Linked DNA regions of Mus musculus: region 2 is linked to region 1. A link is a loop called in an ENCODE intact Hi-C map of the cell type or tissue named here. Cell type or tissue: heart. All regions are shown on one strand. Each heading gives the region's core, and the rest is flanking DNA. Links, peaks and the distances in the headings are about the cores only.

Region 1 (2,808 bases), core at 117-2,616:
TGTTGTCTCCTTTCTCTGAAGGTCCCCGTAATTGTCAGCCTTGACAGCAAAGGCTTTCACCAGCTGAGCCATCTTGATGGCTCTGTACTAAGTTTTTTCAACCAATGATTCTTGCCCCCACCCAAAGAGTTTTTCCTCTGTCATGAAAAAAAGTCACCAGCATCAGTACATCACATGATCAGGGTTCTAGAAACACATTTCCACCTTAGAAGAACCTACGCTGGTGAGAACAGGAGGCATCAACTGCTCTGGTAGGGCTAGGACTGGGAAGCAACAGTTTGCAGGATGTCCTTGCTGGAAGCTGGGGATATCAGAAGAGACTTGATGGTTCCTGCCTCTTTGTTGGTGTTAATGAGCATCTTGTCTGTCGTGGTTCCCAGACTGGGCTCTCCTCCCCTCTGGGTGAATGAATGGGAGGGCTGGCTGTACATCCCCTCTTCCCTTACTCCCCTGTGCATCCATGGAGAAGCTGGGGGACTGCACATTGTGCATCCTGCGTTCCAGCAGCCCAGCCTTCTTGGCTTGACAGTGTGCTGCACCCTCCTCTTCTGATTCATTTTACTCTGATTTCTTCCTTTCCTGTGGACTTAATCAGCCAGCCCGGCACTGAGGACGAATTCCATTCGGAAACACACTGGGGAAGAAGGCAAAAGAATTTTGGCAAAATCACAAAATGGGAATAATAATACAGAGATCGGAATGGAACACCCACCCATCTCACCCGGGTGCTGGGAGAATTAATTAACGTCTGTAAAGGCCTTTGAGTTCCTTGGGGGGACGTGCCACCAGACAGCTAGCGTTATTGTGGAGGGATTATGTGCACAAATACAATACCAGGAGCCAGGATATTACTAAAAATAAAGCAGACTTTTCTGTGAGGACCTCAAGGAAGGAAATGCCTCTCTGGAAAAGCTTAACTCTCCTTTAATTCCATCGCTTGGGCTGCCGGGGACAGAACAGCAAAGCCGAGATTCCACTGTGAGAAGAGGATTATGTTTTCTGAGCATTGTCAAGGTGCTGGGGAACAAAACAAAATCGCTGGTTTGCCAAAAGAAGGTTATAGTCTTTGGACAAGAGATTAAGAGACTGTTTGGCTAGTGCACTTCGTAGCCTGTCCGCAGGGGGAAAAGGCAACAGGAAAGCAAATGTTTGTTTGCATTTGAGGGAAAAGAGTTTTTTACAAAACGGGAAGAAAGGGAACTGCCTCAGATGAAAGCCGCCATCAGCAGCGGCGCCCTCAGTAAATCTCCCAGAATTCCCCATGTATTTTTTTCCATCTGCGTGTCTCTCAAGCAGACACTTCCAAATCCTAGATGGTTAAAACAAGGAAGAACCCTGCTTGTGTTTACAGAGGAAGACCACGTTAACTTTATACGGTGGAAAGAGCAAACAAGCAAACTTCTTTGGCTCATAAACAGGGAGGCTCTGTCAGAGGTTCCCGTGGTGTTGAAGAGCTCTGGCCTCTTTAGGTTAACAAAACTGCCTGCCCAACGGGGAAGAAATCCTGTCCTGTTCCTAGCCCCTCCTTTCAGCCCCTTCTCTTCTCCTTCCGCCCCCTTATTTTGTAACAAGGCCTCTGGGGCCTGAAGCAGATTAGCAAACAAATAAATCCTTTAATGTCCTGGAATACTTTCCCAGTATAAATGCGATTAATCTGCCAACCCAGCAAGTTCAGCACATCAAATACCCCAGCTGTAGAAAGCCATTTCTCCGGCCCCCTAATTTATGGCAGAAAGGTCATGTTATTTTGATGTTTGTATTGGTTAGACTTTCTTCCTCTGTTTTCTATCTTTGAAAGTGCACTTTATGCAACCTTAGAAAACATCAAAGCCTCTAACAACATCCAGTGACACACAGTAGGAACAGCCGTCCCCAAAGCCTTCTGGGCGTACAAACAAGCTGTGAGTGCTCACCCAGCGGAATCATGGGAATCTGCCCGGCCCTGACAGAATTCAATAGCTCTGTTGGTTTGTTTTATGGTTTTCTGGTTTTTTGAGGTAGGGTTTCTCTGTACCTTTGGCTGTCGTGGAACTCACTCTGTAGACTACACTGGCCTCGAACTCACAGAGATCCACCTGCCTCTGCCTCCTGAGTGCTGGGACTAAAGGCGTGCGCCACAACAGCCCGGCTTCCACTGGTTCGTTCTAAGAACTAGAAAGGACTGGGCTTGAGGTGAACAGAGAGGTAGGTCATGTGGTCTCTGACCCTAGAATTAGAATTAGAGAGAAGGCACATCACCCCGAGACTTGCCCATCACTACCTGCTGTTCCCACCAGTCACAAACCTCCCTGTGAGAAGCTAGGGTGAAAAGACTGTTTTGGGTTATTTCTATGAAACCTTTGTGTAAGCTCTGGTTCACATTGGCTCTTCCTTTTCTGCCGCTCACTTGACATTCTGTCCCCTGGTTAGGAAGCAGGTCCTCCCTGGAGGGCATCATCCTGAGTGAGGTAACCCAATCACAAAAGAACTCACATGATATGTACTCACTGATAAGTGGATATTAGCCCAGAAACTTAGTATACCCAAGATACAAGATACAATTTGTAAAACACATGAAACACAAGAAGAACGAAGACCAAAGTGTGGTCACTTCGCCCCTTCTTAGAATTGGGAACAAAACACCCATGGAAGGAGTTACAGAGACAAAGTTTGGGGCTGAGATGAAAGGATGGGCCATCTAGAGACTACCATACCCGGGGATCCATCCCATAATGAGCCTCCAAATGCTGACACCATTGCATACACCAGCAAGATTTAGCTGTCTCTTGTGAGGCTATGCCGGGGCCTGGCAAACACAGAAGTGGATGC
Region 2 (2,808 bases), core at 264-2,763, 71 kb before region 1:
GAGAAATTACATTGGGTGAGTAGAAAAATCTAGAGAAAGCTGTCACTTAATTAGCTCTTTAGCTATTAGTGTAAGAGCTGATTGGGCATTAGCTAAAACAAGATAAGACCAAGGCAGATCAGGGCTTCTAGTGAACAGAAAATACCAATAGAGAAAAATCTGGAGAGCTGAGAGTTGCTACAGCCGAGGGAGCTGAGTACAATATCTTTGTGGTAGTTTGTGGGTCCACAAGGAAATACTCTTAATAGAAGTTGTTGGCCTTCTGTAAGGGTGGATAAGTATTTAAAGCTGTAGATTTATCTCTAAAGACTAGTTTTTAGTATCCCTCTTAAATTTTATATATATGTATATGTATATATGTATATATGTGTGTGTATATATTTCTAAAAGAAACCATCTTTATGACAACTGGGTTGACATCAAGAAAAAAGACTGAATAGTGAAAAACAAATCCATTCATGTGTTTCAAATCAGTGAAGTTGAACTATCTGTTAGGACCTTTCATATTTATGATCCTATTAATTTTATTGCTCAGAGCAGTGTTAATCCAATGACCCACATGGAAGATGCTTTTAAATGAGTTGTTAAGAGAATGTGTTAGGTTTGTAACAGTGCATTTTCAGAGCTTTCACTCCTTTTTAAGATTTTAAGTATTTGGTTAAAGTTCACACACACACACACACACACACAAGAAAAAAAAACTATCTCCATCTTCATAAGATGTTTAAATGCCACTCCACAAAATGCCCTTGGCATCTAGCAGATGCCCCTTCAGGTAATACCTGTCTCCCCATCTCACTCTGCTCTCTCTCCTGTCCTCCCTAAGTCATTTATTTATTTAACTTTAAAGAATCAAAAAATTGTTTCTCCTTTCTTATTGAAATTTAGGATAAAAGCAAGCTGGTTACTAAAGATCATTTACCCACATGGCACCAGCATGCCATATTGAGTATTTAGTTTGGAGACCATCCCTTCTGGCTGCTATAAAAACAAGAAACATCTCTGATAAAGGATAGGTAGCTCTCTGTTGCTGGAAAGATTCATATTGTACATTTTTGTGCAATAATATGAATTCTTCATTTTCATGAACAGGGTGTGTGTGTATATGTATATTGTAAAAATCTGCTGTCATTGGTTCTTCATATACTTACACCAATTAGATATATGTTAAAATACTTCAAAAGGCTTTAAATATAGCGTCTTCTTAGCCAGCACAGCCATTTGACAGAAACAGCCCATAGGTTTGCAACAGGCAATCCACTGCCAGAAGCTTCTGGTTCTGTATTCCACGAATTAAGATTGTTGCCTATACTATTAAGCTCACACATTTAGAAATGGTAAAATGTGTACAGATAACTTACATTCCTAATATTTTATATTTCTTATAAAAGACAGAGGAGATCCTGCAGCTTTGAATCTGCAGGATTGGCCTTGTCATGTGTAGTTCATAAATGGGGTAGATGTTGGGGTGGTCCAACTCAAAACCCTGTATCTCTGCTGAGTTGGTCAGCCTGCCAGCTCTCCTGAACCTTCACCACCAGGGGGAGCTCTGCAGCACTGTCCCCCACCCCCTCCTAACCCCTCAGCTCACCCAATGCCACAGCCAGCTAGGGATGGGGCCAGCTCATCCTCAACCATGCCGCCAGGGGAAACTCTACCGTGTTGTCCAGATAAGGTGCAGGCCCCAGTCTCCTGAGTGCTGCAGCTGGTGAGGGGTAGAGCCAGCTCTCCTGTTCTCATGACTTGGGGGCCAGCTCTCCCACCTGCTGCAAGTGGTGAGGGGTGAAGGAGTCCTTACCACCACCACCCATTTTTATGAAGATCTTATATCTTAATTTACACCTAGTCTAAGTGAAATCAAGGGTTTGAGGGCATGGAATCAAAGTGTATTCAGTTTCTTGTTCATATTCTTCTGACTGTTGACATTTAACCTCTTCAGGCTCCCATTTCTTTTCCTATAAACTACTTCTGAGTGTTACAAAGACGATTGTATAAACACCAAAGGAAAGAACTTAACACAGTTGGAATATGCAGTAAAGGCTTGATGTCATTATTGTAATTACTGCTTCATGCTTGGCCTACTCTACTCCTTAAATCAAGTGTGGAGGAAAGGCACTTTCCTTTGAGTTAAAGATCTCACTCAGCTTGTGTAGGGATACTCTTTTCCTCTGACTTTGAGCCTTCACTCATTTGTATTGTAATGCAGTAGTGAAATATGGACTCTAGAGCAAGACAGACACACTCCAGTCCTGATTTCGCCACTTAGAATATCACTTTAGGCAAGTTAGGTACTTTGTAAAGTAGGGGTAATAACCATGCCCCATTCTTGGGGCTGTTAGCTGGACTAAGTAGTTATTCCTTGTGGAAAGTTTAGAATAGTATCAGGAATCTGGAGATTTTCATACACAGATACTACTCTTGCTCTCCATCATCATAACCCAACATAGCCTCTTCCCTCTTAACCGTAGTATATGAATATAATAGATTAGTGAGTCAGCGTCTGGCTCTCCTAAACACAGATGTGGAGCCATTTGCTCTGATCTATGCTCCACCTGGGAACTGAGCCCTGAATGTCCACACAGTTGGGTAAAGGAAAATGGAGAAACTTAGGTTTGTGATCAGCAAAGGCAGCACCCCTTTTAATGTTTACTTCTATGTTATGCACAATATGTTAATATGAGGACATCTTTATATTTTCTGAGTAAAACTAAGAAAAAGAACTCAAATTATTTATGCTAATGTAATAAAAGTTCGGTGCGAACATAAAAATTTTATTTAAAAAGGTAACTCCTAAAATTTAGATAGATC

The links. Hi-C counts contacts between places; a loop is a spot of excess contacts. Peaks named below come from ENCODE experiments on the same cell type or tissue, not always from the same donor. Only the 100,000 strongest peaks of a DNase experiment are listed, where the experiment ranks them.
Region 2: a loop joins it to region 1, with 1.9 times the contacts of the local background. A loop is called at or near these places in 2 of 42 quality-filtered maps.

The regions. Positions count from the first base shown.
Region 1 is chr3:37,585,585-37,588,392 of GRCm38, forward strand. The region is part of intron 2 of Gm36412 (a long non-coding RNA gene); the gene reads right to left. Among named protein-coding and RNA genes, the nearest start is that of Gm36412, 15 kb to the right of the region's middle. In heart, for the core only: a CTCF peak has its summit at 1,113; a DNase peak (open chromatin) is centred at 697; H3K4me3 peaks cover 1,044 bases; H3K27ac peaks cover 1,333 bases.
Region 2 is chr3:37,514,093-37,516,900 of GRCm38, forward strand. The region is part of intron 14 of Spata5 (spermatogenesis associated 5); the gene reads left to right. Among named protein-coding and RNA genes, the nearest start is that of Gm36412, 87 kb to the right of the region's middle. In heart, for the core only: a CTCF peak has its summit at 1,531 (motif pointing right); a DNase peak (open chromatin) is centred at 1,679.